Linked DNA regions of Mus musculus: regions 2 and 3 are each linked to region 1. The links are chromatin contacts, found by Hi-C or POLR2A ChIA-PET in ENCODE. All regions are on one chromosome and are shown on one strand. The core of a region is the stretch at or near the end of the contact, and the rest is flanking DNA. Distances in the headings are between cores, read along the strand shown.

Region 1 (2,731 bases), core at 149-2,648:
CACTGTGCAGCCCGGTCTAGCATGGAACCCCCCTTTTCTCTTATTAAAAGTTACACCTGCAAGGTCATTTGCTTGTGTTTTTCTGACCAAGTAGAAAACAGCCACTTTAACTCCTCTTCCCCACCCCCATTTAAAGGAGCTCTCTGTGAAAACAGGTGCTTGGGTAAGGTGTCTGTGCCTAATCTGAAAGATAACCCCTGCTGCGCGGGAATTTATTATTTTTTTCAAAACAGGGTTTCTCTGTGTAGCCCTGGCTGTCCTGGAGCTCACTGTGTAGACCAGGCTGGCCTGGAACTCAGAAATCTGCCTGCCTCTGCCTCCCGAGTGCTGGGATTAAAGGCGTGCGCCACCACGCCCTGCGCGGGAACTCTTAATGCATACATGACTACTGGTTTCCAGGTGTGAGGAGGAAAGTGTAGCCTCGGTTTCACCAGACCCCGTGACAGACAGTCTTGGAAGGTGATCACCAGTCAGTGTGCACATGGCAGGGAGGTTCTCCCCAAGACCATGTAACTGGGTGTATGTCCCAGCTCCAGACTGCAGCTCCAGTCCCAGAGAGATATCAGGCATAAAGTTCTACAGATGAGTGAGCAGTGGATTCACTCACGGAGAAATGTAATCTCAGGAGAGTCGTCAACAGCGTGGGCAGTCTTGTGTCCGGGCTGCTCTCTGACCTCGTAAACAAAGAGGCTTACTGAGCATTATGGTGACTGTGGTCTGGGAACTTTCCTTTTTCGAGACGGGAACTCAGTGTAGTCCAGAGTGGCCTCAAATAGATAATCCACCTGCCTCGGCATCCCGAATGCTGAGATTAAAGGCGTGCACTCTCAGGCCAGACTCACTTCCCTAGGCGTGTGGACCGGGTGGCGGCTGGAGCCAGAGGAGTAGGGCAGGGCCTGGGGCGAGGAGGGGCAGGATGGCAAGGACGCAGGGTGAGTAGGGGGTTCTTGAAGAGAATGAATGTGCAGCGGAAAGCCAGCGGTCCAGCTCATTTGATCCAACCTCAGTTTCCTCTTCGGAGGATTGGTCTTCCCGTTCCCGCCTCCCTCCGCCACGCTCGTTCCCCTCCCAGGCTCTGGCGGCGCCTCAGGTCGGTGGAGTCAGGGATCCAGCAGCGGCTGGGCTCCCTCTGACAAGCTAGCCTCGAGGGCGGCTGGAAGACAAGCCAAGTCCAACCTCTCCAGCGGAGGACGGAGGGGCTGGACTCCGCAATGGAGGCGGGGCCTGAGGAAGAAGGCATGTCTTGGCTGGAGGCGGAGACAGGGACCGATGCCTGTGCTTTGTGCGGAAAGAGCCAGGCTTTCTTTGCACCGGAAGCGGAAGTTAAAACACACAAACAGGCCTCCGGTATGGTGGATACGAGTACCCTGACCCGGAAGCACTTACCGAGGACCCGCCCTCCTGCCCAATAGTGCTGCGGAGGCACGAGCTACTTCCTTTCTGCGCTCTCGCTGGACAAGTGAGCAGGTAGGCCTCGGTGCGGGCTGTGTGCGAGCGGGGCCGGGCTGGGCCGGGCTGGGCGCAGTTGGGGAGGTCGCGGTCACATGGCCGAGAGTGCTTGCGGGCCATGGGTCTGGTTGGGCCCGCAGACTCGGAGTGCGGGCCTGACCAGTCTCAAGACCTGCGTGGTAACTCTGCAGGGACGGCCTCAGGATGCAGAACGACGCCGGCGAGTTTGTGGACCTGTACGTGCCGCGGAAATGGTGAGCATCTGCGGGCCCGTCATTCTCGCGCCCGCTTTCCCCGCTCCCATTCATCCACTGTTCTTTTGCGACCTATTAAACGCACTGTGCATCTCTTTACCCAGCTCCGCAAGCAACCGCATCATTGCTGCCAAGGACCACGCGTCCATCCAGATGAACGTGGCCGAGGTGAGCTGGGAACCTGACGGTTCCTGAGGGAAGGAATTACGAGGCCCTCAGGCCTCAGCCTGGCTCTTGGTGTGTTTACTAACATCGGGGTGAGGTCGAATCTTCCAACCTCTTTTTTTTTTTTTTTAACCCAGGTTGATAGGACCACAGGCCGGTTTAATGGCCAGTTTAAAACCTATGGCATCTGCGGGGCCATTCGCAGGATGGTGAGTTCTACCACCTGGTCTGCCTTGTACTGTTCATGTGACATCTGAGCTCTGATGGTGGTGTCCTTTTCTTCCTGTGGGAATGGTTTTGGGCTTAATAGTGCATGCTCTGCCTGCTAAGCAGGGAGCCAGCTCTGTGTGGATACTCAGGTATTTATTTTTAATTTTAAAGGGCGAGTCAGATGATTCTATTCTCCGATTGGCTAAGGCTGATGGAATTGTCTCAAAGTAAGTGTGGGGGACAATCTCACATTGGGGTTGAGTGGCTTGGGACTTCCCAAGAGATACAGCTTTTAATACTACTTTTTCCCCTTTGTTAGGAACTTTTGAGCAGAAGAAATCGGGAATTTGTTACAAATAAAAGTTTTAAGTACCTGTGACAGTTAAGTCTGCTTTTGCTGTTTTTACTATGTAGGGCTGGTGTTTTTATTGTGACCAGAAAAGGGCCGCACACTTACCTGAAAGGAGACAAGCAAGGAAGTATGTTGCAAAAACCAGTTTTACTTTAACAAAAACATTTTAACACCTTCCATTCATAACCTACTGGACATACACCACATTCTGAGGTCTGACACAGCTGTGTCCTGTTGAGCGCTGCGGGTGCAGCACCAGGTCTGTGGCATTGGGTCACAGTCCAGCTGGACACCATGGATA
Region 2 (2,731 bases), core at 104-2,603, 230 kb before region 1:
GAGGTTAGAGACCAGTTTGGGCTGCACAGTCAGTTCCCCGCCAACCTGAGCTAAGAGTAAGACAGACCCCTGTCACAACTAAAACTAAAACTAAAAGAAAACAAAAAACAAAAAAACAAAACAAAAAACAGGCTCAGCAAGATGGCTCAGCGGGTAAATGCATTTGCTGCTAAGTGTGACCCCCTGAATACCCATTTCCGGGACCCATATGCTTCCAGGAAGCAGAGAACTCCTAACTGTCCTCTGGCCTCTACACATGTTGTGACATATGCACACACGGACACACATGCACATGCACCGAATAAGAAAATATTAAAATTTAAAATTGTTCACAACTATTCCCAGCATCCTCCGGCAGTGGTGGTAAGTTGATGTCACTACAGTAAGAAGTACGTTTTATGGCTCACATTTAAGAGAAATTGTTTCACAAAACAGTACTTGTTTTCACTATATGGGATGTTCCCTTATCTCCTCTTTCATTCTATTTCACGTTTATAAAATGCCAATCGCCACCAAATTTCTCATAGTAACTAATATTGGGCTCTAATCTGATGGTGGAGACTAACTGTAAATTAGCATGCGCTCATACATACAAAGTTACCCGCTATGCATGATGCGGAGTCAGCAACGCAAGAATGGGAAGCGATTTAGGGGGAAATCTCCCAATTTTATACTGCGGGCTGGGCTTTGGGCCGCAGTCTGAGGACGCGCGCACGCGGGCGGGAGTCACCCAAAACAGTCAGGGCTTATTTTAGGGATATCAGGCTTGGGAGCGCAGGGCTGCCCCGAGCTCCCCCTGCACTTTCTATTTCAGGGTCGCCCCCGCCGTGAGCGCTGCAGAACTGAGCAGCACCCGCCTGCCGGTTCCTTAGCCCCGGGGAGCAAGCGGGACTGAAGACGCACCTGGCCCGGCGCTGTCGGGGTCCAGCTCCAACAAACAAGAAAGGAAGACTGACAACTCCGCCCTATTAACACCTGGGCCAGAAGGGTGCCAGCGGCACGCGCGGAGGGAGGAGCCTGGCGCTCTTCCAGGTCCAGCCCCCGCCCCGCCCCCGAGTTTGCAAACAGTGGCCTCCCGCCTGCCCCGCGCACGCGCGCTTCGCCCCGCCCGCTCAGTCTCAGGCCCCGAAGCGGTGAGCGAGGCCCGCCGGGAACCGGCTGGGAAGACCCGGAGAGGCAGGTCCCCGGCCGGCAGCTTCCAAATGCGCAGGCGCGGCCCCGCCCACCGCCTGCGGCGCGGCCATATTTAAAGGGAGCCGGCAGCGAGGAGCCAATAGGCTGCGAGCGTACGGGGGCGGCGCGCGGTGGCGGGAGGCCCCGGATGTGGCTGCGGCGGCGCTCCTCCCCCGCTCCCTTCAGACTCGGGCTAAGCGCCTCGCTCTGCTCCCTCTCCGGTTCGCTCGTGGCCCGCAGGCCCCTAGGCGCGGCAGGAGGCGCCTCGGAGGCGGCGGCGCGGAGCTGCGCAGGAGTGGGAGGCCAGGCCACCGCGCGGCAGCGGAGCGGGCGGGGCCCGGCGCTGGTCCCCCGCGCCCTGCGCGCCCCGGCCGCCGCCATGAGCGGCTCGTCCGGCACCCCGTATCTGGGCAGCAAGATCAGCCTCATCTCCAAGGCGCAGATCCGCTATGAGGGCATCCTCTACACCATCGACACCGACAACTCCACCGTGGCGCTCGCCAAAGGTAGCGGCCCGCCGCCGCCGCGCGCCCAACTGACGCCCCAACAGCTCGCCGCCCCGCGCCTGCCCGCACAATGGTGTTCCCCGCTTCGGCGGGGGCTGTGGGAGGAGCGGACCAGGATCCTGCCGGTGTCGGGGGGTGGGGCGGCTTTGAAGCCGTGGACCTCCCCACCTGCGAGACGCCCTCGCGGGGCGAGACGCGCGCCGAGGCGGGGGGCCCGGGTCCGGCGCGCTCTCCTTGGAACCCCTTGGTAGCCACCGCCCGTCGAGTCGCGGTGCAGCCTCTCGCCGAGCTAGGGCGTCGGTTGAACTGCGGCTGTCCTGCTCTGAACTCTCCCGACCCTGTCCACTTGAGGGGTTGGTTTGATGAGAGAAGTCCAGAGTCGGTGCGCTAGTCGCGGCAGCGTGAGGGCCCAGAGCTTCTTTGTCTTCTTTCTCCGCGTTAAATGGGGCGCTTGTTTCCTTCGGCTCTCCAGAAGCGTGAGCGCCGCAGCCCGCCCGGGGTTAACGTGTTAGACCCTCGAGGGTGCAGATGGGAGGTTCGAGGCCAATCTGAAGCCAGCATGCTGCAGTCCTGGGCCATTCTCCTAAACCCTAGCCATACCTCCTATTTGAAGCGAGGCGCACAGACCCAGACTGGTGCTGCAGTGAAGGGCTCAGGGTTCCGGCTTTTTGTTCTCTTGAACTCTTCATGCTGCACTTGACGTGAGATCCCCTGTTGGAGAACCAGACCCAGAGTAGGCCCCTGTCCACAATAGGAGTTTGCTACTTAAAGCCTGCCACCAGATTCAGCTCAGCCCAGGAGTCTTGCCAAAGAGAGGTGTGCTAGCCTTCCTAGATCCATCCTGTCGAGGGTCCGTTGGGTCCAGGATTTCCTTATGAACATAGAAACTAATGTTGGGGGTCTGAGTTTGGAGATTTGTTCCCTTTGTTTCTGCAGCAACCATGGCCTGTTCTTTGTACCAGGGCTAGGGAGATTTCGTGCTTGCCTCAGAAAATCTCCTCAGCTGCAGCTTGTGATGAGGGCCTAAGGGTCCATCTGCAAAGTCAGATGTG
Region 3 (2,731 bases), core at 147-2,646, 200 kb after region 1:
CCAGGATAGAACATGAGTAGGTTCCGGCCACACCCACTCCGGGAAGACATGCTGATAAATAACAAGTCAGGCTGGAAGAACTAAGCTCAGCAGCCAGTCTCTTCTCTAGACATAAAGGAAGAGCCCTGCCTTAGCTCCCGAGGCTGCATGGAGGGTCTGTCCCCAGGCACCCTGTGACTAGTGATGTCCTCATGAGCTGACAGCAGGGTCCACACTAACTTTACTTTTGTGTAGCCCAAGCTGATCACAGACTCTGATTCCTTCTGCCTTTACTTCCCCTGTCCAGATTATAAACTCTGGATGCCTTGGAGAGTTGGGGAAGGTTATTTTGTTTCTATTGTTTTGCTTTGGTTGTTGTTCTTGGTTTTGTTTTGTTTTATTTTTATTTTTAAATCCAGACAGGATTTTATTAGGTAGCCCAGTGTGGCTCTCCCACTAAAGATTCTCCTGCATCAGCCCCATGTATGTATAGGATTATCGGTGAACATCGCCACACCTGGCTCACATGTATTTTCAATTAAATGTAATACACCCCAAAGGGAGACATATATGGAGAGTTTCTGCCATCGGCTGTTGATTGTCAGTGGTATGATGTTAATGGCTAGTGGCTGTCGGCTGTTACTTGGCTAAATTCAGACCAGCTACTGTTTTCCATTTCCTTCAGTGATGTGTTGGAATCATAAAATTAAAAAAAAAAAGAAAAATAAAAAATAAAAAAGGTTGTTTGCTTGATTTTCTGAGACTGGGTTTCTTTTGTAGCCCAGGCTGGCCTAGAACTATGAAAGTGGGACCCTTCTTCTGCCCCAGCCTTCCGAATACCCACAGGCTTACAAGCAGTAGCCATCACACTCGTATGGCTAATTATCTTAGTTTTACAGATGCGAAAACTGGCCCAGAGGGGTTCAGAAATATGTTCAAGGTCGCACAGCAGAGAACGCCTCAATTTGAAGGTGACTGGTATATTCTCTCTCCATCTCAGGTCAAGAGTACCCGGAACTGGAACCCTGTGGGCTCCTCCGGTGAGGGTGTGGTTTGGCCCAGCGCCCCGTTGCACTGAACTCACTGGTTGACCTGAGCAGAGAGTGGAGAGATCCCTTTGCCGGGCTGGAGCTGTACCCCACGCCTGAGGGGATCGCTACTCGCGCCCTCCAACGCCTCGGTTCCACGCTTGAGCAGGTGGCATCTACGACGCAGTGAGACTTGAGCCATATTTTCCTAGCCTGCAACCTCCAGAGTGTCCCCCAACAGAAAGAAATCACCGCGTGCAAAGCACTAGCTAAGTCCCGCTCTCTGTGCTGTCCCTGACCCGCCCAAGTTCCGCCCCTCCGCTCGGCCCCGCCCCGGCGCGCCCTCGCTACTGTCACCTCTGGCCCCGGCCCGCCCGAGCCTCGCTGCCATTGGTGGCGGTGGTGAGGCCACTACCCCCATCCCTGCGGGAGCGGCTTGGGCGATGAATGAAGCGGGAGTGGGCTGCGCGCGTAGTCCAGAGCGCAGGGCGCAGCGCGGCAGCCGGGTTCGTGGGAAGGTGAGTGCTCTGGGATCTGGACTGCTTTGAGGTCTCGGACCAGGATGGGGACAGGGTCTGGCTCCGTACTAGATGCCTCCTAGGTATGCCAGACTCCGACCTGCTGACGTCAGGAGCGCGGCAGGTGTTTGCGGAGGCTGGACTAAAGCGCGGCGGAGCCCCGGGTGCGTTGTCTGAAGACACATCCCGGGGAACCAATGCGGGGACAGAGTGGGCTCAAGGGAGCCGGATGCAGAATTCACCCCTTCTCACTGCACATGAGGGAAGCTGCAAGTCTGCAGTGGGGTGGGGGAAGGCAGAGCCGCTGCGCTAGAGCGAGAGGGAAGATGGGAGTGGACTTGGGGCGCAGGAAAGCGTGAGGGGGGGGGGGGGACCGCTAGAGCTGTCGGCCCAGGTTAAAGGTTTGCTAGTATACGCAGGTGCGAGCCTCTGCGGGTCTGTTCAGCGACAGATCCAGTGGCTGTGGTGGTTGTTGCTAAGACCGAGGGAAACGTGGAGCACGGAAGTTGCTCACTAGTGGCGGGCTTTGTCCCTACGAGGAGCGCGGATGCCCGGGTCCCTGAGGCCCGGTACCTTCACGCAGCTCTCCGATGCCCCCGGACGCGTGTGTACGCCAACGAGAGTTCGGGTCGCTTTGCTGCCTGATTGGCACGCTTAGCTCCAAACCCGGGAACTCAAGGCAGGGTACCTCCTTCACAGGAGAGGTGAGCATCTGTAGGAAAAATGAGATAGAGACACATAGTCGCACCTTATAGCTTGGGGCCCCAGGCGCAGTGGCTTGAGTTTAGCGTGATGAGGATTGCTGGCCTCCCCCAGACATGGCCTTGGGGTGTTTCTGTCCCAAGGTGTTGAAACTGCCCATTTGTGATGGAACTATCCCAACTTCAGGGCAGTGTTTTTTGTTTGTTTGTTTGTTTTGTTTTGTTTTGTTTTGTAGTTTAGTAAACCAAGGTAGCTGTCTAGTCAGCTGTTGTTAAAGCAGCTTGGGGCAGGTGGACGGCAGGGAAGAGAACACCTGGTGTTTAGCCGAATTATTTATAAATCTTAGCTGTGGTAATGGGGACAGCAGGCGCTGTTTGCTGAGCCTGGCATTTGCTGGCTTGGAGAGGGCTTTGGATAAGAGCAGTCCCAGGCAGCATTTTAAAGTCCCCTTGCACAGAGGAGCAGCCTGGGGCACCGGGATGTTTGGCTTGCCTAGAAATGACA

Evidence for each region. A loop is a pair of places that touch in the nucleus more often than their neighbours do. ChIA-PET counts read pairs that join two places held with the same protein, here RNA polymerase II (POLR2A).
Region 2: POLR2A ChIA-PET joins it to region 1 with 21 read pairs in embryonic stem cell. The contact joins the promoter of Lsm14b here to the promoter of Rps21 in region 1. A Hi-C loop is called at or near these places in 1 of 37 maps with a recorded cell type or tissue (T-helper 1 cell). POLR2A ChIA-PET finds 5 or more read pairs at or near these places in 3 of 5 experiments (Patski and embryonic stem cell).
Region 3: POLR2A ChIA-PET joins it to region 1 with 19 read pairs in embryonic stem cell. The contact joins the promoter of Slco4a1 here to the promoter of Rps21 in region 1. POLR2A ChIA-PET finds 5 or more read pairs at or near these places in 3 of 5 experiments (Patski and embryonic stem cell).

What each region holds. Positions count from the first base shown.
Region 1 is chr2:180,255,981-180,258,711 of GRCm38, forward strand. It overlaps Rps21 (ribosomal protein S21), which reads left to right and starts at 1,399. Exons shown (of 6, transcript NM_025587.2): 1 at 1,399-1,467; 2 at 1,641-1,703; 3 at 1,808-1,871; 4 at 2,006-2,077; 5 at 2,250-2,305; 6 at 2,398-2,464. The coding sequence starts at 1,654. The coding sequence ends at 2,407. It overlaps Cables2 (CDK5 and Abl enzyme substrate 2), which reads right to left. Exons shown (of 10, transcript NM_145851.2): 10 at 2,559-2,731. Mir3091 (microRNA 3091) reads left to right here and starts at 1,556; the gene lies at 1,556-1,631.
Region 2 is chr2:180,023,634-180,026,364 of GRCm38, forward strand. Lsm14b (LSM family member 14B) reads left to right here and starts at 1,354. Exons shown (of 10, transcript NM_001372364.1): 1 at 1,354-1,679. The coding sequence starts at 1,553.
Region 3 is chr2:180,454,849-180,457,579 of GRCm38, forward strand. It overlaps Slco4a1 (solute carrier organic anion transporter family, member 4a1), which reads left to right and starts at 1,397. Exons shown (of 12, transcript NM_001355218.1): 1 at 1,397-1,525.